Linked DNA regions of Homo sapiens: region 2 is linked to region 1. The links are chromatin loops, found by intact Hi-C in ENCODE. Cell type or tissue: CD4-positive, alpha-beta T cell. All regions are shown on one strand. Links, peaks and the distances in the headings refer to the core of each region. The heading gives the core; the rest is flanking DNA. Region 1 overlaps LINC02357 (long intergenic non-protein coding RNA 2357). Region 2 overlaps SEL1L3 (SEL1L family member 3).

Evidence for each region. Peaks named below come from ENCODE experiments on the same cell type or tissue, not always from the same donor. Only the 100,000 strongest peaks of a DNase experiment are listed, where the experiment ranks them.
Region 2: a loop joins it to region 1, with 2.4 times the contacts of the local background. A loop is called at or near these places in 3 of 110 quality-filtered maps.

What each region holds. Positions count from the first base shown.
Region 1 is chr4:26,073,392-26,089,208 of GRCh38, forward strand. LINC02357 (long intergenic non-protein coding RNA 2357) reads left to right here. Exons shown (of 3, transcript XR_925506.3): 2 at 7,059-7,199. Among named protein-coding and RNA genes, the nearest start is that of LINC02357, 11 kb to the left of the region's middle. RefSeq lists enhancers at 1,541-1,620, 7,809-7,988, 15,299-15,408. In CD4-positive, alpha-beta T cell, for the core only: CTCF peaks have their summits at 8,675 (motif pointing right) and 8,876; a DNase peak (open chromatin) is centred at 8,700.
Region 2 is chr4:25,834,265-25,850,081 of GRCh38, forward strand. SEL1L3 (SEL1L family member 3) reads right to left here. Exons shown (of 24, transcript NM_015187.5): 2 at 13,030-13,600; 3 at 933-1,059. Among named protein-coding and RNA genes, the nearest start is that of SEL1L3, 21 kb to the right of the region's middle. RefSeq lists an enhancer at 9,269-10,037 and a silencer at 11,643-11,937. In CD4-positive, alpha-beta T cell, for the core only: a CTCF peak has its summit at 8,065 (motif pointing right); a DNase peak (open chromatin) is centred at 8,127.

The sequences.
Region 1 (15,817 bases), core at 5,318-13,317:
GAAGATCGCATGAGGTCAGGAGTTCGAGAACAGCCTGGCCAACATGGTGAAACCCCGTCTCTACTAAATATACAAAAATTAGCCAGGTGTGGTGGCAGACGCCTGTAATCCCAGCTACTTGGGAGGCTGAGGCAGGAAAACCAATTGGACCCTGGTGGCTGAGGCTTCAGTGAGCCAAGATGATGCCATTGAGCTCCAGCCTGGGTGACAGAGTGAGACCCTGTCTCAAAAAAAAAAAAAAAAGAGGAAAGTGCTCTTTTCATGTTACAATCAGTTGCAGTCGATGTGAGGGGGTCCCACAACCAGTTCCAGAATTCTAGTGCAATGGCATTTATGGCAAACCTGTTTAAATTCTGGGTAAGGCTGAGATCCAGTACCAGCCACATTATAGTACCAGGGCCATTCTGCCTCCTGAACACTCAGGCCTGGCTTTGGAGCCCACCTCCCCACACAGGACCATTTCCTCAGTGTGAGTTCTTTCCCAACCCTTGTTGACTCTGTCTGCAAACTAAATTTTTAATATATCTGAGACAGAGATTGTGGACTTAAGTCAATATGTAAAGGGTATTGCCTATTGCCATGGGCCACCAGGAAACCCTGGGCCAGATCCTGCCTCATCAAGAGACCCTGTTGACACTGGAGGCTCAGAGAAGTTACCCATTTGAGGCTGGGGGTCCCGCAAGTCATAAGTGGTGGGGTCAAGATTTGAACTCATATCTCTGGGGCTCTTTCCAGTCCACTGTCTTGTTTTCTCCTCAAAGTGCAGCAAAGACAACAATTAGGTAAATGGAGGCCTTCCTACTTGAGGCTTTGTTAGCAAATTGAGGTTTTTCTGGCCTGGCCTGGGATTCCGGAAGTACAGGGGACAATTGTTTATGCTGCTGTTGGTGATTTCACATTTAGATGATGCAGACTGCTTGTTTTTCTTTCTTCATAGTACCTTTTCCCTCCCAAGCACTTAATCACCCAAAAGACGGAAACATCAAGGGTAGCCCATTTTTATACAATTCTGGAAAATGCTTGGGGCAGGTGGGAGGAAAGGGTGAAACGACTGGCAATGTGGTTTTATAGAAAGAGCGTGGGCATCAGAATCAGACAGTTCTGGGTTCAAATCTGGGTTTGTCGCTTCCTATTTGAGTAAACATTTAGAAGTTAAAGGTCTTCATCTGTAAAACAGAGACAATACCGTCTACCTCTCAGCGTTACATGAGAAACCTTATTTAAAATCATCAGTCTTGAAGAGGGCTCAATGACACTTAGTGTCCCTCACTTTGGCTGATCCTTTTTGGATTATATGAGAATTTTAGCTATCTATATTTTGCTATTCATTCCTCTTACAGACAACCCTCAAGTCAACTCAGAAGCAGGTCTTGTTTCCATGGAGATGTATTTAAGGTAAACAAATGTGAAAAGGGGAAGCACAGACGCCCATCCCCTACACCCACTCACGGCCAATGCACCATCTCAGCAGAAATGTTTCCAAAGAAATGTTTCACAAAGCTTTCGGGGAAGGCCAAGGGCTCTTTCACAGTCTTGACATGCTTTTTCATTGTACGGCTCTTGAAATGAACAATAATTCGAAACAGATAATAATGAACTTCACACAGCAATGGATCAAAAGTGGAATTACTGAGCTCAGCATTGTCTAGTATAATTAGGCTGACATGCTGCTGAATCCAAATGGATGGCTTTCCGACCCCCACTTTTGCATGTGCACATTTATTTGCAGAAGAACTTTTAATGGGCAGAATATTACAAGATTTCTGGACCCCATGTGGTTTCAGTTCTAATCCAAACAGCTTACTTTCTTCTGAAACTCTGATTTTCCTTCCTCGCTTTCTTCTTTTTTTTTCTTTTGGCATCACTATTTTGGAAATTTCAAAGGAGAATTGGTTCCTTGAATGTGCATGGAAATATAAGCACATAAATCACATGCTGAATTTACTTAACAAGGAGCAATAATCCCACTGTCACTTCCCACTGAACAATGCCTTTTTAGGAAAAAATGCTGCAAATCCTTTAGAAGTCCAAATCCGATGCATCCAATCAACTCACTTTTTTAAATTCCACAAAATAATTTCTCTGTTTTAAATAGCTTATTAAACACAACAGCAATCAGATAATAGATATTTCTTAATTAGACCTAGCTTTAGATCTCTCTTCAATCATGGCAGACAGCAGACTAGCTAGTCACTTTATAGGGCCATAAACATTCATTTCAAAGTCTAATAATAGAGTGGTTTCCTCTATTCTCCCTCTAACACAAGGGCCAATTTTTGTCGAGTGAAAATCAGCCCATGTCTTACACAAGACATCTGTCCTCAAGATGTGACACCTAAAATGATAAAGCAGAAATATATCACCAAAGCCAACAACTTATAAAATTATGGCTAACAAGACTAGACAATCTTGTTGTTGCATCAACCACAAAAAAGAAAGAGAAAGGGCATTTAATATAGCCTTTATTAGTCACTTTATTAGTCACTGGTACCTGTCTTGAATTTTCCAAAGGCTCTAACAGAAGAATTAACTTGGCCCATTTACAGAACCACAGGCAGAAGATTCTGCACTATCAGGGATATCCATAGTGGTAGCAAGAACGATTAGCAGAATGTCTAGATGTCCCTAAGCAGACAGATTAATGCCGCCATCCTCAAGGTAGGCTCTGAGCTGCTAGCTAGAATGATATAAGGAGCTCTGGTTAATACAGAGAGAAGGTCCCAGCCAATAATTACTAGCATTGCTGGCCCCATCCATCCACATTAGATCCAGAGCGGAGAATGAAGTTGAACCTTAGAATCCTTCCCATTGTCATGCAAACAAATCTGTTAGATGAGATCTTAGAAGCATTGAGCAGCCCCCAAACCATAGAACTGCCAACCTTAGAGGTGGAAAATTGTAGAAGAGGAAACTGCAGCTGAAGGTGGTGAAATGACTCGCCTAAGGTCACAGAGAAACCACACCACCCTTCACCACTTGTGACTTGAATGGAAATAGTCTTTTTCTGACCAAAAAAAAAAAAAAGAGTGAGTACACTGTGTGTCAGCAAATGTTATGCCACATGCAGCTAGATCATTGCCCAACAAAGGAAATGTGGATTCACAGAACTAGCTTCCTACTTTGAACACTATTTTTCCTGTAATCGGGTAAGGCTGGGGGCAAATTCTGGTCAAACCCTACAAAGATAAAGGGAAGCTCCATGTTTATAGATGCATGAACTGTAGGCCTAGTGAAGACTTCTCAATCATTTATCAATCCAGTATTGATTGGGGCATGCCCAACATGGGGCAGGTGTTTTGGAAAATATAGAAAAAGCGTAAGACATAGCCTTTTCCCTTAAGAAAAATTTAAACAATGTAGATGATTCTTAGAGATCAAGTGCAAAGATTAGATATTGATGATGATCCCAAAAGGCATTCAAAGATGGGAGAAATCGCAGGGTTTTTCACAAGTCAAGGATGGCTTGACCGACCTGAGATCTGTAAGGGACCTTGAAATCTGGATTGTGTAGAAGGATAGATGTAGGGGAGAGAAAACCTGGGGATATCTAAGCAGGAACAAAATTTCTGAGGTTGGAATTAATATGGCCCCAGAAAGTCTGGTCAAGACACCTAAGTGGCCTAGAAGTTGGTTTTAAGGGCACAGTGAAAAACAACACTGAACCCCGAGGGAAAGCCATAACAAGTGACTCACCAAATCATTTGGCCAAAGCAACACCAAACAAAGCTCAAGAGTCAGACCCATTTCCTTGAAGACTCGTCTCTCTGGTATGCTAAGAAAAATTAAATTTGCAATTTTCGGATGTACATATGCCAGAATTATCAAAATGTCGTGGATTCTCCTTCATATCATGACTAATATCCTCACCTCTGTACAAAATAGAAAGTTGGCCTGAGCTGTAAGAGGAAGGATTGCCCCTTTCTACCACCGCTCCCCAAGAGGAAATTGACTAAATAGTTTTGGAAGCCATTTCTAGACCCACAAGACCCTAATTCAAGAAAATAAGGTGTTGCCAAAGGTATTAAATATCCAAGAAACTATCCGAATACCTTTCTATGCTTTTGAACATTCCTTCTCTCTGACCTTAAACATGCGCTTAAATATATCAACTCCTTTCATCTGAAGGTGTGCCCGCACATGGCCTTTCTAATATTACCTCCAATTTGGGGGGGCAGAGGATAAACGGACAAGCTGAGGAATTATAGAGCCACCTAAATGGGAGGCTACTTCAAGGTTAAAACATGGCATGCCCAAACGCTTGCTGTACACAAAGGCTATTTATAATAGTTCTGATTTTAAACTTGGATTTATAATGAAGTTCAAGGCAGAAAGAGCAAAATTCCATACTGAAGAAAAATTACAGCTGGAAAAATCATTTGAAAAAAAAAAAGAAAAAAAAAAAAAACAAGAAAGCCTTCCAAGTGGTTACTCAATTTGGGAATTTAGAGAAGATGGCAGTTTGTGTCCAAGAAGAAACTACTTTTGGGGAAATGGAAGAGTGGAAAGTCTTGCCTTCAGTCTATTTTTGTAGCCCTGCCTCCAGCCATGCACATAACTGAGTCAAGGAAGGGCATTCCTCCCCACAGCTTCCAAAAAGGCGCATGTGAACAGAGGCACCTGGTCACACTATGGTGAGCCGAGTGCAAAAGCTTCAGGCAGCGAAGGGCAGTGGGAGGGGAGATATTAACTTGCCTCTGGCCTTTGGTGCCCAGCAAACCTGTGCCCTGCCTGCCTGTCCAGCCTGCCTGTGCCTCTCCAATCTGTGTTCCAGCATCTAGCTCCAGGTCACTCAGGAGTTGCGTGTGTTAGAGGGGGTGGGACAAGGTGATGTGATGGATAGAAACTCTCTTCCTCTTCCTCTCTTACTTTGTCTTAAGTGGGAAGGAGTTTTGGGCTTGCGGGGAATCGTTGCTCAGCATGCTTGCTTGTGCTCTGTAGGTTAAAGCGTTTAACTATAGGGTGGCAGGTGGTATCTATCTATGTACCCACTTCTTACCTCTCTCTAGCAGATGAGCCTCCAGAGCACAGCACTCATTTACTCTGAGCAAAGACTCAACTCCAGAATCCTTCCCAATCCAGCAGTCCAGGCTGTCATTACTAATCAGAATGGGCAAGTGGTTTGCAACTCATTTGCCAAGGTAGAGAAAAGAAGAGCAGGAAGAAAGAGGAAAGTAACATTTTCTGAGCACCAATCATATGCCAAATAGTGGCATGTCAAGCGGGTGGGGAAGTCAGCCTCGATGGGGAGGGGACAGGTTATCACTGGCATTGCATAGTGAATATAAAATGACTTCGATCATCTTTACACTGGGCTCAATACTCCATGGACAATGCACCCTCATTGCCACTCCCACTGTCCCCTCCGCCTTCCTGACTGCACCACCAGGACCAAGAACAGCTGGTGGCCCTTTCACAGGGCTTGCCTTTCCCAACAGCCTGGTGGTGTGGCAAGGACTTGGAACCATCCCTCTTATACTGTTAAATCCCCTGTTGAGGTCAGACTGTGCCTCAGTTTCCTCACTTGTAAAGTGAAGATAACAAAGCTGTACCTTTCCTAGAGGGCTGTAGTGAGGGCTAGTGCTTCTGCAATTGTGAGAGGGCACAAAACCTGGCATATAGGAAGAACTGTTAAATGTCAATTTTCCCTTAAGTTACCAGCTGAACTGGGCTGCCCCTACCTGAGTTTTAAGATCATTACAATAATAATAATAACCAATTGTAATATACCACATAGGATTGTCTGGTTTAGAAAAACAGACAGGATACTCAGTCAAATTTGAATTTCAGATAAGAAATGAGTAATTTTTAGTATGAGTATTTCCCAAACATTGCATGGAACATAGTTATACTAAAAATTTATTTATTTTTAATCTGAAATTCAAGTTTAACTGAGTGTCCTATATTTTATCTGGCAACACTAACATCAAATCTTAAGGTGTGTGGAATAAACAAAGGCATAACTCTTTGGAAATAAAAATGTCACACTGAAAGAAATGTTTCTCCAAATTGATTTTCAAACTTTTTCCAGCCACATTCCACAGCAAGAAATACATTTTGCATCACAGTGCAATACACACAAATGTGTATTAACTGAAATCAACATTTTACAAAACCTTTTTTGTGTACAGTATATTCTGATATTTTGTCTCCTTCATTCTACTTTATCTTATTTCTTTTTAAAAAAATTCTTTGTCCAGTATCACTTAACTGATTTCATGACCCCCTTAATTGAGGGGTCAACAAATTATGGCCCAGGGCTAAATCTAACTAACCACCTCTTTTTGTAAGGCTTGTAAGCTAAAAATGTTTTTTACATTTTTGGCCAGGCGCGGTGGCTCACACTTGCAATCCCAGCACTTTGGGAGGCGAAGGTGGGCAGATTGCATTAAAACCAGGAGTTTGAGACCAGCCTGGCCAACATGGCGAAACCTTGTCTCTAGTAAAAAGAGAAAAATTAGCTGGGCATGGTGGCACATGCCTATAGTCCCAGCTACTCTGCAGGCTGAGGCAGGAGTTGCTTGAACCTAGGAGGCAGAGGTTGCAGTGAATTGAGATCACACCACTGCACTCCATACAACTTTTTGAGACTCTGTCTCAAAAAATAAAATAAAAAAGATAAGATAAAAGTTAAAAAGATAAGATTAAAAATTTTCTACATTTTTAAGTGGTTGGAAGAAATCAAAAGGAGAATGATATCTCATGACTGGTGAAAATTATATGAAATTCACATTTTAGTATTCATAAATAGTTTAATTACAGGACAGACACGCTCACTTGTTTACCCATTGTCTTTGATCATTTTCGCACTACAGTGGCAGAGTTGAGCAGTTGCGAGTTGAGAGTTGCGTGTTGAGTACAGCCCACAAAACCTAAAATATTTACAATTTGTGCCCTTACTGAAAAAAAATTGCCTACCCCTACCCTAAAGGGTTGCAATTTGCAGTTTGAAACGCTCTGTTCTAAATGGTTTTGCCCCAAAAGGATTCATTTCTATTCATGTGAGTGAGCAGTTTTTTTAACAATGTCAAGTTAACCTTACTCTTCTTATTTCCTCATAGGATAAAGACAGAGGAACAAATACCAGACCAGCAAACTTACCTGAATCCAGCTGCCCTCAGAGTATGGCTGAGGCTTGGTCAAAGCCCAGAACTTAGCAAGGGTTAGAGGACATCATGGGACCATATTCCCAGTCACTCCAGGTATCCACTACTCACAGGGAAGGGAGGGATTATGAAGAACACAGAACAAATGTCAAGTTCTTGACTTTGAATCATTTAGGCTCTTGACTCTTATTACAGAGATTGGGTGGGTCCTCCATAGCCAAGGTTTGTGATAGAAAAGTGTGATCAAATCTAAAGGCTAAGCCCCACGTAAGCACGACATAAAAGTTTATACTACAAACAAGAGAATGGAAAGAGAGGAAAGGATGGTTGCTCTAGCTAGGGAAAGAGGAGAAGGGAAGAAGAAGATGCTGACATAGCCCTGAGGGGTCCTGCACTTTGCCTGCTCCCTCGTCTTGTGATTTTCTGAAGTGGGGTAGCGGGTGATAAATCATCAAGATAGGTTTAGTAATGCCAAGACCTGAGAATGTGTGCCCTGATCTACGGGAGACGCCTGGAGTTAGGGGAGAACAGCACAGATACATACCGAGATCATCAAGGGCCCTGAGGGCCAAATGCAGCATGCCACTTCCTTTTGTAAGTGAAGTTTTATTGGAACACAGCCATGCCCGTTCATTTATCTATTGCCTGTGGCAGCGTTTGTGCTACAGTAACAGAGTGGAGTACTCATCTAAAATACGTGCTGTCTGGCCCTTTACAGGGCATAGTTTGCCATCCCCTGCGTTGTATGCTGGCCATAGTGGAGAAGAGAGCGCAACAGAGCAAAGCAGTGGGGAGGCCCCAGGAAAGCCCCCGATCTGTCACAGCCAGGCCCATGTAAGAGAGCATCCTAAAGTTTCCCTTGCTCCTGCCTCCAAAATGGGCACAAAATGGCCAAAAGAGGGCCGCAGACCTGAGCAGAGCTTGAGGTTGGGACAAGAAGATACAGTGGAGATGGAGGGCTTTCTAACAATGGAGGACTTGGCAGCCTCCAAGTATGGCCCCTGGGTGCCACTACGCATAGGTGCTGATGGCCAAAGACCAGGTCTGCTTCAGGCTAAGGATGCCTGTGGACCATACCACCCCATCCCTCTCTCAGTCCCCCAGAACCCCGTTTTCTACACCTACACCATCCTATATTTCCAGGATCTTACCAGCAACCCCAAGAAGAAGGGAAGGGCATGAAATTTTGAATTGAGTGACTGAAACCGGCATGACTGCATAAACACTGAAGTGAGTGATTTTTACCAGGAAGACACTATATATTAAGTTTCCTGCCACTAGAAGAATGTAGACTTAAACTAGAAATTAGGTTATAGAAAAATGAAGAGGTTTACATTCTACATAGCCGATAGGAAGAACAGGAAACTGACTTTGTTGCTGCAGGAAATTGGAACTTCATTCACAGCAATTCTGAGACCACAGAAGTTGAAGTCCTTATGGTTCATGACTCAATGACTCCATACCTACTCATTTTTCTACCGACTTCTTTCTAGAATAAGACAGTTTAAAGCAGTCCAAATCTTCCGGAGATTTTTCCCATTCTACCTGCAACTCCATAAAAGGAATCCTGTACAAGTCTAAATTTTCACCAGTAGGTGGTGCTAACACAAACACTACACTGTACTTATCTGAGGATGAATTAGCCAGACACTAATTAAAGCTCTCTGCATTAGCACTTTTCTCTACAGCGCCTTCCCTCTGGTCTAATTGAACTTTGTTATTAAGCAGTCCCTGAGTGGTTTCACCTCAGGGCTAACACTCTCTCTCTGGAGTGGTATAATGGAAAGAATTCCAGCATTAGGAAACATGGGGTATGGATTTTGGCTGTCTTACTAATTAGATGAATTCGCCAAGTCACTTAATCTCTCTGAGTCTTAGGATCTTCATTTTTAAAATAAGTGAGTTGGGTTTGTGGGATGCTTGTTTTCCAGGTTTGAGAAACAATTCCACAACCGCTCTTCTCCCATCAAGCTAATACATTTTGAGGAAAAACTCAAGATTTCAAGAAATAGGCTCTCGGACACAATTCTGTGGGGGAGGTAAGAAGTCTGTGGCACAGACTTTCTGTCAGGCAATTTGGCAATGTATAGCGGCAGTCCTAAAAATGTATGTACCTCTTGACCACGAATTCCATATCTGGGAATTCATCTCAAATAAATAATTACAGGCATGTGCAGATATGGAGCCAAGAGAACACTCTATAATGCAGTGCATGTTGACTTTGTTGAGAGCTCAGTGTATCTTCGCTAACCAGTTTCTGAACTTCAGATAATCCTTAGAACTATATTATAATCCTTGTATAAGGCAACAAAGCAAACTATTGCTTAATCATACAATGAAAGGAAGAAGTAATGAACGTATTTTGTGTGCCACACACCAAGCCAGACACTTTTCTTAAGTTCTTTCTTTAAATATTCTTACAATAACCCTATGGCGAAAAGGTATTATTAATTCTATTTTATAGCTAGGGAGTCCAACACTCAGACCAGTTAACCTTCTTGATCAAAGTCACCCAGTGCTGATTACTGGGAGAAGAATTGCATCTTCTACTTTACAAAGATCAAGTTCTCTGAGGGCTTGGGGAAAGCTTTCCCTGTCATGGAAGTAAGAGGAGGGAAATTCAGTAGGTGAACTTTGATTCTGCCTCAGAATTGGATCTGGGCTCTTGGGCGTCTTTGAGGAAGAACTGCAATTTCAAAGCTTCTGCCAATTCTTTGTGCTGCTAAAAATGGAAACCCAAATTAGTCTGTGGGGGCCCCGCTTTCTGGTGGAGAAAACGTTCTTAATTGAGCTTTTATTTGTGCAAAAGGAAATTCCGTTCTGGGATGGGAAAGCCTAGACAAGGAAACACTCAAGCTCTGTGTCTACCAAAGTAAAAGAGTGAGGATTGTACCGATGTTAATGGATTTGGGGCTTCCACTGGTAGACAGAGGGAAGAGGCTGTGGGGGCACGGCATTCAGGGAAAGAGAAACACAGTCAATGCAAACCCCGGTGTGGAGGTAAAGACGGCATAGGAGCACACCTGGCAATGTGCTGGGAGCCTGAAGGTGAAGGAAGACCAGTAGGAATTGGGTGGGATGAGATTTGACCCAAGGACTTGGGGTATGGTTGGTCATGGCTGACACTGAGCTTCATTTTTCCCTCTCTGCACTGAAATTTTTTCAAGCTTTCAGTTGAGCCAGAAAGCCTCATGTTAGCATTGTCTTGGGGTGAAGGGAGGCACTGAATCCATTGGATCAGGGACACACATCCAGGTGGAGAAATGGTAAGTGAATGCCAAGACTGTGTCTACATTCCTTGGAAGAACCCTGGGCTTCCTGAAGCCTCCTGGTTTGGAAGCTGGAGTTCTTTTATTTGCATATATATATATTTTTTACAAAAAGGATGGTCTTGGAAGGTTGTCATAAACTCAGGGACACAGGAGTTCCGTCTCATTGTTATATTTCAGGGACTGAGACTTAAGATGTTCTGCAGGACAGCTGAAACCATGGAGAAGGGTGCTTTTTAACAGGGTTCACCTGTTCTGAGGACTCTGCGACCACAAGCACTTGGCCGCTGTCAGCAGGCTAGGTGATTACAGCATTAGATCATGCCTCTAATGGGAAAAAGGCTTCTCCTTTCTGGCTGACTAATCAGCTTGCCATTTTTATTGCATGATCAGTATCAAGAGCCAATGATTTCTGTCAGCTCCCCGGGTGCACACTAGCATGACAGAAAGAACAGCTATATTAGCAAAGAAAACAGGTGGAGAGATTAGCAAACTCACTTAAAAGGTCAAGACAGCTTGGTCCCTTATGGCACAGTGACAGGAAGGCTGAAGGGGCCCCTTTCTTAGAACAAGAATAGCTGCTAGTACGAAACTCCCATACTTCTAGTCATCTATCTAGTCATCTTGCTATTTTCCTTTTTCTTATTATTTTAAAGTCCAAAGTATTTCATGCTCATTGTCAATCTGTAGCAGTTCCCTAGGGCTGCCATGACAAATTACTACAAACTTGGTTTCTTAAAACAGCAGGAAATTATTCTCTCATGGCCCTGGAGGCCAAAAAGTCTGGAATCAAGGTGTGGGCTATGCTCCCTCTGGAGGCTTTATTGAAGAATCCCTCCTTACCTCTTCCAGCCTCTGGTGGCTCCAGGCAATCTTTGGCATTCCTTGGCTTGTGTCTGCGTCACTCCAATCTTTGCCTCCATCTTCGCACGGCCCCCTCTTCTCCCTAAGTGTCCCTTCTCTGCGTTTCTCACATAAGGACACTTGCTGTTGGACCTAGGGCCCACCTGGATCAGCCATGATGACCTCATTTTGAGATCCTTAACATAATTACATCTGCAAAGACTCACTTTCAAATAAGGTCACACCCACGGGTTCGAGGAAGACATGAATTTCGAGAGGTCAGTGTTCAACCCAGTTCTTGGGGATGTTCTTTTGTGTCAAAGTGCTTTCAAAGCTCTTGAAAATTCATGTTCAAATTCTCAAGTGCGAAGGGCTGATCTGTGAAGAGCAGTGCCAGTGTATCCATAGCTGCCTGAAGGTGGACGATGGGCAGTGCTGGGGCCAGGACACCTCCGGAATAGTGCTCCCTCCCCACTCAGCTCACATCAGCCACCAAGTGCTGTGTGTGGTCCCCTCTCCTCAGTGTCACACCATCATAACCTCTTCTCCAAAGCTCAGGCCACCAAATTCCTTACCTGAGGAAGAGCAACATCCTCTGGAAGGAATTTCTTCACCTCCTGTCTTGCTGGCCTCCAGTACATTCTCTAACCATCAGCCCACGTGATCTTTCTAGGTTAAAATTAAAATTTTGCAAAGCTTGCTTATTGCCTTTGGGCTGTGGTTCAAGCCTCTTGGCTGGGCACTCCAGGTCCTCTGAGACCAGCTCCTTGCTTCCCAAGGCAGTCTTAGCTCCCCACCACACCTCTGGCAGCCTAAGCCCCAGGCAGTCTTGCCACTGAAGAACGAAGCAAGTCCACAAACACCTCCTTGCCTTTACATCCTCTGCTCTTCCTGTCTGAAAATACTTTTTTCCTTATTCACCTGGTCTCTTGGGGTGAGTAGTGGCCCACAAAAAGATATGCCCTGTCCTAACTTCCAGAACCTGAGAATGTGACCTTATTTGGAGAAAGGGTTTTGCAGATGCAAGCAACTTAAAGATCCCAAGATGAGATCGTCCTGGATTACCTGAGTGGGCCCCCAATCCCATGACATGTGTCTTTATAAGAGAAAGGCAGAGGGAGATTTGACACAGAGCAGACAGTCCTGTGAAGACAGAGGCAGAGATTGGAGCAATGCAGTGCAACCTGAAACCAAGAATTGCCCAGAGGAATCACTGGAAGCCGGAAGAGGCAAGGAAGGATTCTCTCCTAGAGCCCGCAGAGGGAGCATGGACTTGCCAACACCTTAATTTTGGACTTCTGGCCTCCAGAACTATGAGAGAATAAAGTTTTGTTGTTTTAAGCCACCCAGTAGGTGATAATTTGTTAAGCAGCCCTAGGAAACTAAAAGGCATGGATAATCCCAGGATCCCATGGAAGGTTGTGCAGGTTGCTGACTTCTCAAGGGCACTACTTGAGAGGACGAGGAGAGACTAAATACAGCTCACACTGGGCCTGCCAACCTGCATGGCCTGCAGGAGACTGCTCCTGGCCAGAAGGGGTACCTCTCTCTTATTTACAGCTGGCCAGCGCCAGCTCTCATTCTTGGGTTTTCTTCAACTCTCTGCTCCTGGGTAGACCTTCCAGGAAGGCTTTCTTGAGCCACACTTCTCCCCAGGACTAGTCTGGACCCTTCTTCTGCTCCAGTAGATATATTTATCCTGCTGTAACACAATTGTCGGTTCACATTTCTATACCCTCCTCCATATCTCAGAAACAAGGGCTGCTCTTAGTCTCCTCTTTCCACTGTGCCTAGCACATCATAGGTGCTCAAAAGAGACCTGTTGAATGAATGAGCAGGAGCCAGCTATGGAGCCTCAGTGAGCCTGCGGCAGCAAGAGGCACAGTGAGCGGGAGCAGGGATGAGATGCCCGTCCCAAGGGGCTGCTGAATCAAGGCAATTTCATGCTCGTCACAATTTGCCTAAACTAGCCATCAAACAGAACCGGAAAAGTGGCTCGAATAGAGAGCACCACCAGGACGTTAACATTTTGCAGATGTGTTATCTGAGCTTGTGCCTTTATCTTTTCCCTAACTGAGGCATCGGTGCCTAAGGATATTTCCACTGGGGCCAAACACATGCTCACACATCCAATGGGACCCAACGTACTGCATTCCACGCAGATACACACATGAGCTCATGCAAGTCCCAGGGTGCTCATCTGGTCCAGATTTGAAGGAAACTATTTAGCTAGATGGAGAAAAACACATCATGTACAACTTAATACCAAACAGATTTTATGACATACTGAAACTGCTTTTGATAATCTACTAATATATCAGAAGAGCTAATCAACTAAAAAAGAACCAGCTAATGTCATATCTCTGAGGTCTGGACAATGTTTATGTGAGTTGCAGGGATGACAGAAAATACAAAAAGATGCAGGGAGCTTTAGGGAGAGTTATCCAAAGGCTCCCCCACCCCCTGCTGAGATGCAGTCCTGTTTATTGTAGCAAGAAATGTATTTTGCCAATTTATGAACATAGACAATTATTTTCTGGCTGAAAGTCAGAGTGGACTTTTCCAGAGATGCAGAAACACTATTGCTTGGCCACTAAGATCCCTCGTGGGAATGCTGCTAGGGAATGCTGCTAGCCATGGATGCTGCTAGGGAAATAATCGGTGCAGGACAGTTTCACTTGGGACTATCTCAACCCATTGGTGGTTTCCTCGTCAGTGTGGGGAGCCCCTTCATTAACTGGTCACTTGACCACGACGGCATTCCTAAGTGATTCCTAAGACTTCATGAAGTCTCTCGATAAATGTTTTAAATTAAAACCCACATCTGTGCTTGTCCTGGCACCATCTGGGGTTATAAGAGGCAGCACAACATACTGAGATAAGAATGACTTTGAAATTGCAGTTCAATTACTTGATGATGTGAGCTTTGACAAAACTGCTTAATTACTCTGGCCTCAGTTTCCTCATTGGAAAATGGAGAACAAAATGTTGACAGTCTCACTCTGTCATCGAGGATGGAGTACATCCTGGAGTACAGTGGTGTGATCTCAGCTCACTGCAACCTCTGCCTCCCAGGCTCAAATGATTCTCATGCCTCAGCCTCCTGAGTAGCTGGGATTACAGGCATGCACCACCACACCCAGCTAATTTTTCTGTATTTTTAGTAGAGATGGGGTTTTTGCCATGTTGGCCAGGCTGGTCTCGAACTCTTGGCCTCAAATGATCTGCCCGCCTCGGCCTCACAAAGTGCTGGGATTACAGGCATGAGCCACCGCGCCTGGCCTTGCTTAACTTTTCTCAGTGCAGGATATTCAAATGGGGCAAGTGCGAGCAAGGATTGTGGTACTGTGCCCAGAGACAGGGGATGTGGGATGGTGTTTGGAAATTTGTGGAAGTCTATCTGACTGTTGCAATACCTGGGGATAGGAAGGCAGGGGAGCCGAGCATTACTGGTCCTGAGAAGGAGCCAGAAAGCCTCAACTTATTATAATACCCTCACTGAGAAGCACTGCATTAAAGTAATCTCAGGCTGTTCCTGGCTGAATCTGTATGAAACCCTGTGATTCTATGTGATGAAGAGAAGGCGTATTACTTCTTGTGTTTGCTTTTGTTTTGATATAGGTTATCATTGTAGGGAAGTGTTTTAATCTTATTATATTGTATTTTTTAAATAACCAAATCATTTTGTTGGCATTGTATAAAGAGACATATTTTCTAAAGTACCAAGAAAAAGGAGCAGGCCATTTAGACTGATGGCATCCTTTCAGATGCTGCGCTCCCATGAGGAGCTCTAGGAGCCAGTCTTCTCCTTTTGGGCTCTCACAGGAGATCTTAGGAAGAGGTTCTCAGAATAGGGCTGTAGGAAAACGTCCCGACACCTGGCGCAGCCAGGCTGGTGGGGATTAGGGAGCAAACATGATTCACTTCATTTTATTTTTATACAGGAAACTAGAGACATAGCTAAGAAACAAACTCGCTATTTCTGGTTCTTGGCTAGTTGTGGCTCTTAGGGGACACTCCCTTCCTCTGAAGAGCTGTTTTTATGGCAAGGGACTCACATGCTTTTTCATTGCTACATTATCTTTGAATCATAGTTGGCAATTAGGCATTGAAATTTGACTATTTACCTTAGGGACTCCTCTGGGTATGTGAAGAATTCCCCTGTTTTGCTCAGGATGTGGGCAGATGAGGAAGTAGTAGCAACTGACTGATATTATATCTCCATTTGGCTGGTGCTGGGGAAGAACCTTTGAGTCAGCCAAGGAGACATTCCCCAGTGCAGAGATGGCAAATAGAAGTGTATCTTTGGATGTCATCTACTTCTTCAGCTGTCCCCAGGTCAGAGGGAATGGGGGTGGGTGGAGCAGGTGTGGGGGGTGGAAATCCCACCATTCAAATGTTCAAGACAATCTGTGACTTAAACAGAAAATTGTGGGACTTGGTGAAAAAATGGAAGGTTGCACTTTAGAGTTAAAAAGAAAAAAGAAGGAATTCAAGCCAACAACCATAGATAGTCCCAGGCTCACAATGGTTCACTTCTGATATTTTAATTTTGGTGGTGCCAAAATGATACATAATCAGTAGAAACTATACTTGGGAGTA
Region 2 (15,817 bases), core at 4,761-12,760, 240 kb before region 1:
GCCAAGATATGTGATCCATCAATCATTCAGAAAAGACTTACTGAACACCCCTTGATACCGCACACAATGCTACTGACCAGTAGTTCAAAGATGAGGAAGTGGGAATGATTACATTTTGTATGTGAAACATGGATCAAGGTCAAAATGAATGCATTGATTTCTCTTCATTTACCCCAGTAACCAATTTACAGTTTGGGTTAAAGTGACAGTGGCCCCAGGTTCTTTGCAGATACACACAAGTCCTTTCTGGTCTTTATAATCTGGCCTCAAAATCAGTGGTATGATATGCAAACAGATGGTGCCACACAGCTCCCTCCTGACCCACCCAGCTGAGCAAGCTCATGAAGATAAGTTATTACAAGGAAGCTTAGCAAGAACATACGCTCGGTAAAGTGACTCAAGATCTTTCTACAGCCAGCAGCATGGGAAGAATTAAATCACTCTGCTAAATCCATCTGGTATGAGGTGAACCAGGAACCATTTTCAGCATCTTCAATTCAGCAGAAGGAAAAAAAATACATATATCTGGGTCTTGCTGAAATCAATGGAGGAGATCAGAAGTTGTGAGATTTCAAACAGCTCGTCCAATCTTCCACGACAGAAAGGCAAAGCCAAGGCTGCAATGTGTGCTGGCTTTGGCTGGCTGCACCTGAGACCTTGCAGGGCCTCAGGCTTCAACACCTTGCTGTCTACTCGTTGTCATGTAAGGAGGCTAAGGCAAATTGAGGATTGTTAAATGCCAAGAATAATTCAAGACTCATTTGAGGTTTTCAGGTCCACCAATTCTGTCTAAGCCATGGAAATCTCAACATTTTTGCAAAACACCTTACCAAGAAGGTGTGTCTTCCTAAGGAATTCTTCCACTAGCCTGCTCTGGTCCTCAAATAAAACAAGCACCGCCCGATCAGCTCCCTTCTGCTACCCATCCTTACACTGGGTAATCCATCCTCTGGCGTCGAGTGGCCTCCAGCTCTCGGTTCCGAAACCTCGGGAACTTCTTGACAATGCCTGTGTTTTCTCCACTGGAGGCATAAGGAAAGCCAAGCAGGGCAACCACATCTGCAAACAGCAAAATGGCTCCCTTTCAATTATATCCAGAAAAACATTCCTTCCCAAACCACATTCATCCTGAAAGCCTCTGCTGAGCTCCAATCAAACATTTAAGTGAGATACCCTAAAAATATTAGCAAACATCTGTTGAATAAATGCCAAGCACCATGCTAAGCACTTTACAGAGACCATGTCAATTACTTTTCATAACAACTCTGTGAAGTAGATTCTATTATTAGTTCCATTCTACAGATGAAAAGCCCGAGGCTAAGTTCACAAAGTTAATAAGTGATAGAACCACAATTCAGGTTCTGAACTCAGGCTTCTGTGTTCATAATCATTTCACATCTTGCCCTCTGAATGCTAAGAAAAGTATCTGAATTTGTGTTACAACAGTAAGTTAACACTTCTGTAGTTCTCACTATGGTCCTGACATTTCTGTAAATGTGCTACATAAATTTGTTCATTTCATTTTCATTATTATCCCCAGTCTACAGATGAGAAAACAGAGGCACGGTTGCCAAAATAGTAAGTAATATTTAGTGTACACCGGCAATATGCTAAGCCCAATTCAGGGATAATCTCACTTCATTTCACAACAAACTATGAAATAGGTTCTTTTATTATCCTCATTTAACAGATCGAAAACTGAGCATCAGAGAGGGTTAAATAAGAGATGGAGCTGGGATTCAAACTCAGGCTCTTTGGTTTCAGAATCCATACTCTTAAAATTGCAGTTTTTTTTCTTCTGTGCAAACTTTCCACAGTAAATTCAACATACTACCCTACATAAAAATTACTAACCATATACCTTAACATTGGAAAGTCTTCCATTTTATTTCACAAACACGAAAGAATTCTTCTCTATAGCTCTAAAAAGCATAGGGATGTTCACAACAAATCTTAAAGGGAGAACTGAGTTATTTCATCTATACTTAATACCTAACACTTTCAACAAGCCTAAGTATGAATTTTTGGTTTTCCCTATTCTCCCCAACTAAAGAAAAGAGAATCCACTTAACTCAACCTAGGAATAAGAATACTTTTCTTGGCTGGGCGTGGTGGCTCACACCTGTAATTCTAGCACTTTGGGAGGCCAAAGTGGGCAGATCACTTGAGGTCAGGAGATCGAGACCAGCCTGGCCAACATGGTGAAACCCCATCTCTACTAAAAATACAAAAAAAAAATTAGCCGGGCATGGTAGTGCGTGCCTGTAAACCCAGCTACTAGGGAGGCTGAGGCGAGAGAATTGCTTGAAGCTGGGAGGCGGAGGTTGCTGTGAGCTGAGATGGCACCACTGCACTCCAAACTGGGCGACAGAGCAAGACTCCATCTCAAAAAAAAGGGATACTTTTCTTCTGCTTAAAATACTCCTTAGTTTAGACATTCATGATTAAATGGTGGGAACAGTCTATTTTCCTGGGCCTCTTGGAGAGAGAAGAGTTGATTTATGTGCAATCCATCAAACACCAATATCGGCACAAATTATGGGGGCTTCAGCTTAGGATGCTGGACATCCCAGCTCTCATTTCCCAAAGGAAATAAAAAGTTTTATTATATAGAGAGGTACCTCTGGTTTACTACAATTTGGAAATCGTAAGAGCAGTTTTTAGAATCACAGGCCCTTGTGTATTTTAATAAGATTAAATAAGCCAATTTCTCCCCAGTAGCCACAAATCTTCATGGTTTGTTACAAGTAGAGATGCATTTGGAAATCCAAAAGAGTGGAGTTATCAATTTCAACAGAAGCACTTGAAACCCTTTGTTTTTTCAATTTGAGCTCAATTTGGGCCCACTGGACTTGCTGGTCTATGACGGGGGTGGTGAGAGGGGTGAGAAATGGAAGTACTGCAAAGGTTTTCTTTGGAATCTGAAGGAAAAATTCACCAAGGAAGTTGACATCAGCTCAACTTTGGTTTGGCTTCCACTATGTTGAGTGGAGCAGAAGAGACCAGATGGCCACGTTAGACCCCTAGGAAGCCTTCTGCTGGTGATGGCTGTTGAGTGATCTAGTGTGCAGTGGAAACATTTGTCAAAACAAATGGGATTCAATTCTGCCCAACCTGACTCCAATTAAAAAAAAAAGCTTCATAAAGGAGGTTTCTAAAGTGGAAAGAGTTAAACGTGAATGACAATGAGCTCTTCCCTGTCCAAAGACCAAAATAAAGCAGGTCAAACGGGAGAACTTGCCGCAATAGATTATGAAGGAAAAAGCTCAGCCCCAAAGATCTAAAATAATTTTACAAGAACACATACCGTTTGTACCCAACAAAACCAAAGTAATGGTAGTTTTCTTTCAAATCTGTAGCTTTGCGATGTGTATAATTTGGATTCCTAGTGCAGTTTGCCCTCAGTATGATACTGTCTTTTGATTACAATTAGAGGTAATGAACAAGAATTAATTTTGGAGCAGGAGAAGACTTTAAAATTCATCTGAATAACATATAGGATATGTTATTTATCCTATATGTTATTTATCAGGATAACATATAGATCTATTGTCTAATAACTGGTTATGGCTGAGTGCAATGCTATAATTGACTAGTGATGTCTTGTCATGGGCAGTGGAATGGGTAGCAACAATACCAGTGCCATCCACCACTAAATAATTTACAGGTAGGAAAACTTAGGTCCAAAGAAGTTTACTGCTTTGCCTCTAGGATGTACTCATTAAAGCAGGGGCCTTACTTATTCACTATTCCATCCCCAGAATCTAGAACAGTGTGCAGTACTTGATAAAGACCCCATAAATATTTGATGAATGAATGAATATAGGTGTGGCCAAGTCAGGATTTGAACCTGTCTCCCTTCCTCCTAGTACTGTCCACAATTCTGTAATGTGCACCACACTGCGTAAGCCAAAGAATGACCTTTCTTCTTTCAAATCCTTTCCCCACATTCATTTCTTTAGCTTATTTTGCATGAAGAGCTTAGGTTAAACAAACAAACAAACAAAGACACCATTAAGACATAAACATAGAATGCCAGGAAAACAGTTGATGTTAGGAACCCTTTGCTGTTTTGCTTGTATTATTTCCTCAAATTTTAGAGCAAGAAGAGGCAACAGATATTATATGGTGCAAACCCCTCCATTTGGAGACAAGAAAAGTGTGAGTGTCTTATTGAAGATTTCATAGCTAGAAGAAGCTCTAATATGACTCAAACCTGGCCTCCCCACTGCAAACCAATGGGCTTTTCTTCTCACAAGTCCTCCCAGAGAGAACCTCGGCTGATATTCAGTGGGCATGACCTGTGCGGATATACTGGTTGCTAAAACACTGAAATATTTCTATTTTGGTTTGATAATTGATGTCACCTTGAACCTCCAAGGCCCCGCCACCCACCCTGGCCCCTCCTTCAAGTTAGAGCCTGGCCCAACAGCGGCCTCTGGAGCCGGCTTCAGCACTAAGGCTAGCACCCACTGGAGTTCACCGAGGCCCCCACCCCTCACTGGTTGTTAAATATGTTAAATCTCATCCCTGGGTCAGGTGGGGTTAAGGGACGATTATGTAGCCCATTCTCTGGTTCAGCTGAGTGATCAGAACCCTGACACAGATCCCTTGCTTGGGAAAAGGTAACACTTCCACGTAACAAAGGTAACACTTCTGTGTAACAAAACCCCACTCCAGATGTGCTTCGAACACACAGCAATGAAGCCACTGAGATCATCAGCCCACCTTCAGAGAAGCTGAAGATGGTCTCAATGCAAGGAATCACAATGACTACAAGTCTGTAAGCAAAATCTGCGGGGAAAGAAGCGAAGATTTCTCAACCTGGAGAAATAAAGCCAGAGCACAGGCAGCTCAATAATGCTTTCCAAACACAGGACATTCAAAAGCCAGTGGCCAATAAGGTGTTTAATTTTCTTTAAAGCCAAAGTCTGAGAATAAAAACTCGATTTTCTAGCAGATATGATTTAGGTCAGAACTTCCTCCAGAAAGGATACTAGGCAGTGAAGCAGGTTCCTAAGGAAGTCTGTGGAACATTCGATGGCAGGAATCTTAAGAATAAAACCAGTTCTACTCCTAGTAATTTATCCTCCAAACATGCTTATGAGTGTGCACAGAGATACATGTACAGGGATGTTCAGTGAAGCCTTGTGGTTAAAAGCAACAGCATGATCATCAGCAAAAGATAGGTTAAATAAATTACGGTCTGTCAGGCGATGCAACGCTAAGGAGCTGTTGAAAAGAATGAGGTCGGCAGCATGTCCTGGTACAGAAAAATCTACTGTATTGTTAATGAGCGCAGGTCTGTTTCTAGAATCCTCTCATTTGTGCAGGAAGAAAACGGGACACAACTTAACGCTTGTATGTGCAGAGAACATTTCTAGAAGGAAACACAAGAAACTGTTGCTAATGAATTTACTTCTGGGAAAAGGACCAGAAGATTCGAGGGGGAGGGGTGTGGAAACTTACTCGTTCCCCTAAACCTTTTCACGCTATTTAAATTTTTTTATTGTTACCGTGTACACGTATTACTTTTTCGTCTACGAAAGAAAAGAACAAAAGCTCTGAGCACTTCCGGGCAGGCATATAGAAGGAGCCAGCTACATCCCAAGGCCTCCCCACCCTCGGCCTCCAAGTCTGCCCAATCCGCTTCAAAGACACAAAGTCCAGTGGGTGAAGAAAACAGGATGATTCACATCGATAAAAATTCAACTTTAAAAAAAGTATTCTTTCTAATTTAGAACCTGGGTTAGGACTGTATTAGCATATTTCAGAGAGGCGGCATAGCAAAGTCAAAAGAATCAGGAAGTCTGGACTCCAGTTAAACAAACTCCCTGAGCCTCGGTTTTCCTCTTTGTTAAAGAAAGGTTGAGAATAATACTGTCTTTCCCATGGTACTATTATGAGGATTAAATGAGACAATGTGTGTGAAAAAAGTGTTTCGAAAAATCATAAAGGGGAATGTAGATGCTAGGCATTAATTAGTGTTATTACTGAAAAATTCAGACTACCATGATTAACTGGAAAAAAAGGAACTAGGTCTGTTTTTTTTAATGCCAAATATATAGTTTATAACTACTAAAAGTACTATCATGACATTGACTTGAATAGTCCTGCTGCATAAACCATTTTTTTTCACAAAGACAAGTCAAGGCTGGTTCCAACACTTGACTTAACTTTCAATCATTTTGTTGTAATGAAATTTTGTTATAAAAAATCATACTTCCAGTCCATTGGATCTGAAGATGAGAATGCATTTTTGAAACGAAAAGAGTGGAGAAGAAGAAAACTGCCATGTTGCCCCAGAGTTTCTTATTTAAGAGGGAAGATCAGAGAAGTGTTCATAAAGCTAAACATTAGGGCATTTAAGAACCTTCCAAGAGTGTTCCTAAACTGCTTATCCAGTCTTACTTCTTGAATTGCCCATGTCACACCTGAGATTATACCTTGGAAAATAAACCACAGCAAGTGTGCTGCTAGTCCACATTTCCACTCCATGGCAGACAGTAACTGATGGACATGGCACTCTTTCTCAGTAAGTGCAGACTCATCCTCAGAATCCTACTCAACACCATGCTCTAGGCAGCCACCCCCAAGCAACACAAGCTAGCCTGTGAGATGAAGCCCTTGTTGCCATCTTTCCCGTCAAGGAACAAAGGCTTATCACCATTTCCCAATCCGGAATTTTCTCCTTTGTGTGCCACAGCTTATGCCTTCCCCTCTGCCTGAAAGCTCAATGTCCTTCTTTCATTCCTTTTTTTTTTTTCCTTCTTCTTCTCTTTTTTTGAGACAGAGTCTTGCTCTGTCACCCAGGCTGGAGTGCAGTGGCACCATTTTGGCTCACTGCAGCCTCCATCTCCTGAATTCAAGCAATTCTCCCACCTCAGCCCCCCAAGTAGCTGGGACCACAGATGCATGCCACCATGCCTGGCTAATTTTCTGTATTTTTAGTAGAGATGGGCTTTCACCATGTTGGCTAGGCTGGTCTCTAACTCCTGGCCTCAAGTGATCTGCCTGCCTCAGCCTCCCAAAGTGCTGGGATCACAGGCGTGAGCCACTGCACCCAGCCCCTCCTTTTTGATCCATGAAAACTCTACACATCCTTCAAGTCTCTGTCAAAATGTCACCTCCTCTGAAGAAGCCACACAAAGTGCTTAACACACACAGATTGCTCAGGAACTTTTTTTCAGTGAATGAATGACTTAAAATAAATAAATAGCTTCATGACATCACCTGGTAGTTTAGCCTAATGAATAAGTGTGGGGTTTGGGAACCAAACTATCCAGGTTCAAACTCCAGCATCTTCATTAATAGCTGTGCAAACTTAGACAAACTACTCTATCTCTCTGAGTCAGTTTTCTGTTTTCTCCTTGGTGGAATATTGGGCATATTAAATTAAATAACAGCGGGCCAGGCGCTGTAGTTCACCCAGCACTTTGTAATCCCTGCACTTTGGGGGCCGATGCAGGCAGATCACTTGAGGACAGGAGTTTGAGACCAGCCTGGCCAACATAGCGAAACACCATCTCTACTGAAAATACAAAAATTAGCTGGGTGTGGTGGCACGTGTCTGTAACACCAGCTACTCGGGAGGCTGAGGCAGGAGAATCGCATGAACCTGGGAGGCGGAGGGTGCAGTGAGCTGAGATCGCGCCACTGCACTCCAGCCTGGGTGACAGAGCAAGACCCTGTCTCAAAAAAATTAGATAACCACGTAAACCACATAAAGCACTTTGACAGTGCCTGGCACATAGCAAATGTTCAGTAGCAGTAAGTGACTGTAACTATTGGTAGCCATGTTAAAGAGGGTGGCTTTGTCCTCATCTTTAAGCCTCCACACTCAGTAAAGAAATTGATACATAGTAGGTGCTCAGTCAATCTTTGTTTAATTGAATGAATCATGATACGTGTCATAGGAGCAGTACCAACACAGCATTCTGATGGCCAGCATTTATGAAGTTAATTTCTGGTTGTGGAAATTAAAAAAAAAAAAACTCAACAAAACTTCAGGGTGGGGGCTAGAAAAGTGTTAGAAATTTGAGCAGGCTGTTGAAATAGGGGCATGATTTTGCCAAGCAGACATGGAAAGTGGCAGTGGGGGGCGGTGTTGCTTCGTGGGCAGGGGGAGTCGGGGCGGAACAGGAGCTATTCTAAGGAAAAGAAACTGCTTTAGCAAAGACATAGGGGTGGGGAATCAAAGACTTAAACCACAAAGGGGAAGCTGAGCTTACCTGTGGCTGCAAAGGAGAATCCCTGAACAGGAGGAGCCTGCAGCCTTAACTAGCGCAGCCCTGGTGGGTTTGTCTGGGAAGCTGTGGAGTGTGTGCAGTGGCCCTAGGGAAGGAGCACTGCCACCTCCACCCCCACACCCTCCCTCATGTGGCAACACAGCCCTGCAAGGGTATCAGTGTGTGATGTTCACAAACTGTCCTTCCCTCTTGGTTAAGAGCATTCATTCAATCAACAAGTAGTCATGAGTGCAGGGGCCTATGATCAGCATCAGAACAAAGCAAACAAGTCCCCTGGCCTCATGGAGCTTGTGCTCCAGTGTGGGCCAGGAAATAGGCACATAGGCAACTAAAGATATTTACTGAAACTGTCCAGTGGTGATCAGGCCAGGAAGGAAAATGAAGGTGGACAATGACAGGCAGGGCGGTGGGGGTGGGCCTGCTGTCTTAGATAAGGAGATGGCATTGGAGCAGAGGGGTAGGTGAGGTAAGGAAGTGGCCATGTGGTGATCTGGGAGAAGAGCATCTTAGGTGGAGGGAGCAGTCACACAGATGTCCCAAAGTGAGAATGAACTTGGTATGCTCCAGGAGAAGCAAGCGGGCCCCTGTGGCTGGAAGCAGTGGGGAAGGGTGTGCGTGGTGGGACACAAGGCTGCAAGGGGACAGGGACAGATTCCCACAGAGTAAGGGGCATGGGTTGATCTTAACTGGGATCAGTGGATTATGGGAGGAACTGGGGGGCTTAATCAGGCAGTGATGCAATCACCTTGCACTGGCTGCTGGTGGGGGGTGAGGAGGGTACGACGGGCAAAACTGGGTGGCCACTTGCAGGCAGTGCCAGGAGTCCAGACAGGAGGATGACGGCTTAGACCAGGATGACGGCACTCCACGTGGTGAGAAATGCAAGAAGGGACTGAATATGTGACACATACAGCCAGCACTAGGTGACTCTCAAAATAGAGTATGACAGGAAGAGAAGTCCAGGTGGGTCCCCAGGTCTGGGGCCCAAGTCACTGGCCTGCATGGCTGATTCCTTTCTTTCTGTGACTCCAGCGTGAGTCAGGCACACATGTGATTTGGGAGGGACAACAGAAACGCCCAGTCCCCTCCCTCAAGGAAATAAGCCACATTAGGTAGATCCACAGTCTGCCTATGGCTACATATGCCCCCCACACCCAGAATGCAGCAGTAACACGTGCACCGGGGGCATGTGGCCGAGTCGTGGCACACACGTGTTCCCAATGGCTACCGACTTCTCATCTGGGTTAGGTTTTCCCTGCAGGGCTGGGTAAACGTCTGCTGCGTCTCCACCAAAAATCAGCCTCATGGCCTGGCCGGGTCTGGCCTGGCAAAGGAGATAAGCTGCTGAGAGCCGTGTCTGGACACACGTGGCCCTCGCCTCGGGAGCCTTGGCAAAGCCAGCGATGGAGGCCCTCCAAGCACACTTCCAGAACGCCCGGGCACAGGGACTTTGACTCTTTTTATACATGAAAAGGAAAATGAAAGCAAGTCAGGGAGTACTTCAGTTCAGAGGCAGGGCCATCGTAGGACACCAGGCACTTGACACAGAAAACCTTCCCTGAAACCCCACATCAGTGCTGGCTGAGACAGGGACCATACATGACAGGCCCCCTGTGGCTCAGCTCGGAGCCTCACTAATGCCATCTTGTTCTGACTTGATTCTTGTTCATCAAGAAGCCCCTGCTAAGAACAAACCAGAGGCTTGGCCCCCTTCTATCCCCACAGCCCAGATCCAGAACAAAGGTCATGGATGTTTTCCATGGGACTGCTGCAGACCCTCTTGTGATCTGTCTTTTGGAGAAGGAAGAATGTGTGCCCCTTTTTCGGTAAACAAATCACAGCCTTGTAATCAGAGCTTATTTTGAGGGTGCATGGAGCTCCCCACCATTTTCAGTGACTTTAACTCTTGGGAAAGGGTTTTCTCTGCGTTATGGTTTAATTCTCACTCCTAAGGTAATGCTCTGAAGCAGGTGAGGAGAAAAATCCCACTGTGCTGTTCCTAAGCCTTGTGAATATGAGAAGAAACAACAAAAGAAGGAAAAGACGTTTCACATTTTAAGGGCATATTCAGGTGCCCTAAGAACTGAGCCAGTTCGTTAAATGATTTCATTTGGAAACTTCCAGCTTGCAATTCAGTCATTCTTCAATCAGAAATACATGATTTGTCAAATATGAAATGGAATCATTAATCCCTGACAAAGTCGGAGGTACAGCAAATTGTGGCTGTGTGTGCCCCACGCTATCTTCCCCTTAACAAATTAGGTGGCCCTGTGGAAGGTATTCCAGACAGATGCCTGCATGGGGCTCTGCCTGGAAGAGGGAGGCACACTGATCATCAAAATGATTGACTTGACTGCTTTCAGACATTTAACTACCCATCCCACCCTCCCCACTATGTGCACACACACAGAAAGGGAATTTACTTTCATCTTCTAGACATCTTTTCATTTAAAGCACTGCACAAATGCAGAATAAACCAGACAGACAGGGTTATTAAAATGTAGGTTAAAATTGTATAGATCTACACAAACACAGGACCCCCTGTAAAAAGTGGTAAAATCTGAGTAAGGTCTGGAGTCCAGTTAACAGTATTAGATCAGCATTACTTCCCCAATTTTGATTTTGCACTGTAGTTATGGAAAATGAGGAAGCGGGGGTGAGGATACACAGGGACCCTGTACCCTTTGCAACTTTCTGTGAATCTATACTTATTTCAAAATAGTTTTAATTCAGCACTTTGGAAGGCCAAGGTGGGAGGACTGCTTGAGCCTAGGAGTTCAAGACCAGCCTGGGCAACATAGGAAGACCCCATCTCTACAAAAAAATAAAAAAATAAACTGGGTGTGGTGGTACATGCCCATGGTCCCCGCTACTCAGGAGGCTGAGGTGGGAGGATTGTTTGAGCCCAGGATGTTGAGGCTATAGTGAGTTATGATCGTGCCACTGCACTCCAGCTTGGGTAACAGAGTGAAACCCTGTCTCAAAACAAGAAAAAGTTTTGAAAAATATCAAATGTGCCAGTTCTAGGGTAAGTGGCTTCTGACCAACTATCATGTATGGTGACACAGGTCCTTTCAGTTTTCATTATATGCAGAGCTGTTTTGGGACAGTACCAAGAAATCGCCACAGTCATTATTTCCCCCAAAGATAGCCCAACAGAAATCACATCCCAGAGATGACAAGAAATTGATCACTAAAGGAAAAACTTAGAGTGCATGTCCTTAAGTCACCTTGTCCCAAACCCATCCTGTTGATGAAATGTCAGGCACTTCCTGTGGAAGGGTCTGTTGCCACAAATCCATGGATGTCCTCTGCCTGCCAAGCCTGGCTGGGGGTCGGGACACGGGAACCATAGCAATCCTAAGTCCAACCAGCTCTGTCCCTGGCCCACAGGTTCTCAAGTTTTAGGGTGCATTAGAGTCGTGAGGAAGGTGTTTAAAATGCCGATTCCAAGCCTTCCCCCACCCCCGCAGATCCTGACTAAGTAGATGAAGGACTGGGCCTAGGAATTTGCATTTGCAACAAGCATTTGTGATTCTGTCACAGGTGGTCCTAGGGCCACAGTTGAGGAAACAACTGGGCGCATGTGTGGGGAGGGCTCCCCACTGAGGGGGCAGAAGAAGAGCTGGCAGGCACTCGGCATCCACAGAGCAAGGCGCTCCTTGCACCAATGGAGAGAACTTCAGAGTGCCGCCTCTCAGCACATGCCTGAGATCTCCAGCCCCACGGCTTAAGGGAGGCTGCAGAAGGGCCTTGGAGCCTCCGGGATTGGTCCTGCTGAGGCTGTGACCATGTGGCATTTAGGATAAAATGCAGAGTGTGGACTCTATCATCATCACAGCTTCTCACTGAGTGCTGATGATGTGCTGAGCAATCACATCTCATTTAGTCCTCACAGCACTGCTCTGAAGGAACTGCTTGTTATCCCCATTTTACAGATAGGAAAACTGAGGCTCAGAGACTTCCAAGGTTACAGAGATAGAAAGTGGCAGGACAGGAATCAGGCCCAGCCAGAGGTTACCATTCTGTGGTACAACCTCCCTTTCTGTTGGAAGGGTTCCTTTAGGTTCTCATCTCCTCCAGGATAAAACACTCTGCTTAAAAATAATAGAGGCCCCGGCATGGTGGCTCACACCTGTAATCCCAGCATTTTGGGAGGCTAAGGCAGGCAGATCGCCTGAGGTCAGGAGTTTGAGACCAGCCTGGCCAACATGGTGAAACCCCATCTCTACTAAAAATACAAAAATTAGCCTGGCATGGTGGTGGGTGCCTGTAATCCCAGCTACTCGGGAGGCTGAGGCAGGAGAATTGCTTGAACCTGGGAGGCGGAGGTTGCAGTGAGCCGAGTGAGATCTCGCCACTGCACTCCAGCCTGGGCAACAGAACAAGACTCCATCTCAAAAAAAAAAAAAAAAAAAAAAGAGGAAACTTTAGCAGGCTTGTTGGAAGGTGAGTGGGAAGATTTTCCCAATCCTTGTTTCGGTGGCATGAATACTCCTTTCCAGCTTAAAGCAGATCTAACCCTCTCAAAGTCCACCTTCCTCAGCTCCTCTGTTCTGTTCTTTCATCTTTGGTCCTGCTCTCTCCTAATCTTTCTCCTCTCTTCCCCTTTTAATTTTTCTCCTTTTGTCTTCAAACTCCAAAGTTACAGACTCATTGTGTCCCTCCATCTTCCCTGTATCCCCCTTCGCTAATAGAAGAATTTTCTCTTGCCATTCGATCATGATACAGGCTATCTGAAAAAATGAGAATTAGGTTCCTAGCAAGATAGATGACCTACCATTTTCCAGAGGACACTGTGGAATCCTGTTTGCCCGAAGGTTCCAAATATAACCCATGTTCCACTCAAGGCACACTTGATGATCTTTGAAAGGGCGTTCAAAAGGCGGGATGGTCTGCAGGAGGGTATAATTCTTTGCTACAGCATGGAGCAAGTTTTCCTCCCATTTAACATTCCAGTCTCTGCCACTGTATTTGTGAGTAATCCAGGCGCGTACTATCACTGCAGATACAGAGATGGAATGTCTGATGAAATAATCATCTCTGTAAACCATAATGCTTGGAAATTTCACATGTACTATTTGTGTCCTGCTGGTGTGAAGATGTTTCTCATTCTTCCACCTTTTTTTGTACACGGGAATGCTACTTCTGAACTCAGATGAAACAACTGCTTCCAAATTGACAACACAAGGCTGAGAGCATAAATACTCAACCGAGACTTCAGAAACGTTGCGAACGTTTCCTTCAAAGACAGTAAAATAAATAAAGTCTTTGTAAGCCACGCTCTGCTCAGCTTTGGGTATCACTGATGTCGTCAGGGAAGTCTGCCTACCCAAAGATGGTACAACATTCTGAAAAAAAGAAAAAGAAAGTAAGAAATACAGAAAGTTTAAAAATCCTCATCATAACAGATACTTGAATCATTATTTTCCTGGGATAAAAAAATATCAATCTACATAAAGCAATGAATGAATGCGGGAGATAAAAGATGTCAAAACCACTACTGAAGAATTGGGGAAAAACCAACACACAAATACAAAGGAAGATGAGGCCACATTAAACTCTCTCCCCAGACACAGTAACATCTGCTGATCAGAATGTGACTGTCACATCTACATGGCAATAATTCCAGAGTTGGTTTTCAAAGGCAGAAGTTGGTTCACAACAAATCCAGTAGCAAGGGAACCTGCCTTAGAATAAAACAGAGACAATGCAGCTTCAGACATTTTCAAACCATTGTCCTGACTTTAAATGGTGGGTCAGACACTACCAAATCAAAGGGTGGCAGAAAAGTGAAAAGTGCACCCTCGAGGGAACATAACAGGGATGCCAACCTGGCCCCTTTTTCTCCCATAAGTTTGAAGCCAGGGCAAGCCTGCATGATATATGGACAGGCAAGAGGCTTCTATTGCTCCTGGTCACACACAAGTAAGCTCAGACGATGGGCTGTGTTGTCTGATTCTTTCACCACAGACAATGCTACATGCACCAAGAAGGATTTTAGCTGAATGTTTATTTATCTGGTCATGAAATCAATGCAAGGTTTTGAGCATGAGGTGCTGATATGTGAGTGCTAAGAGCTCTCCTAAATATGACTTTGTGATTCAAGTATCCAAAACACAATAGAAAAAGGTCACTTTGGACCACTGCATATCCATTAGGGTGGCTATTATTAAACACACACAACGCATACACACAGAGAGAAAATAACAAGTGTTGGTGAAGATGTGGAGAAACTGGAACCCTTATGCACTCTTAATGAGAATGTAAAATGGTGTGGCTACTATGGAAAATAGTATAGCAGTTCCTCAAATAAATTAGACACAGAATTATCATATGATCAGACTGGGCGTGGTGGCTCATGCCTTCAATCCCATAACTTTGGGAGGCCCAGGTGGGTGGATCACTTGAGGTCAGGAGTTCAAGACCAGCCTGGTCAACATGGTGAAACCCTGTCTTTACTAATAATACAAAAATCAGTTGGGCAAGGTGGTGCACACCTGTAATTCCAGCTCCTTGGGAGGCTGAGGCAGGAGAATCACTTGAACCCGGGAGGTGGAGGTTGCAGTGAGCCAAGATCACACCACTGCACTCCACCCTGGGCAACAGAGTGAGACTCCATCTCAAAAAAGAATTATGGTATGATCAGACCCAGCAATTCCACTTCTGGATATACACCCCAAAAATTTAAAGCAAGGACTTGAAGAGATGTTTGTACACCCGTGTTCATAACAGCATTACTCACGCTAGCCAAAAGCAACCCCAAGGGTCCATCCATGGATGAATGGGTAGAAAAAATGTGGTATATACATGGGATGGAATATTATTCAGCCCATAAAAGGGAATGAAATTCTGATGTATGCTGTAAAATGGATGAACTTTGAGGAGATGAGGCTAAGGAAAACAAGCTAGACACAAGAGAACAGACATTATATCATCCGCCTACATGAAGCACCTAGAGTAGTCAAACTCACAGAGACAGAAGGGAGAAAAGAGGTTACCAGGGCCTAAGGGAAGAGGGGATTGAGGAGTTAGGATTTAATGGGTCCAGAGTTTCAGTTTGGGACGATGAAATAGTGAGACAGAAAGTGGTGCTGGTTGCAAAACAGTGGGAATGTCCTTAACACCACTGAACTGTACACTTAGAAATGATTAAAAAGGTACATTTTAATGCTTGCATATTTTTACCACAATTTAAAAGAAAAAAGTCACTTTGGTCTCCTCTGAGGAAAAAAATAAGGACTCCTTTTTTCAATTCTGACTTAGAGCTGCGGGAGAGGCAAAGATGGACAAGACATGAAATTTGGTATCAAGGAATCGTGTCTATAAATAATGGCAATACAGGCGAAACGTGGTCAGTGTTCCCATCAAACTGTAAACAAGCCCAAGGGTGCATAGCACTGAGAGAGAATAATTCTAACTGGAAGGTCTGGGATAGGCTTTATGGAAGAAACGGTATCTCAGTTGGGCTTTGAGGGACGAAAAGAAGTTCTTCACGTAGAGACACAAGGGAAAGGCACTGCAAGGGGTGTGAACAGCATAAGCCGGGCAAGAGGCAGGGGAATGCA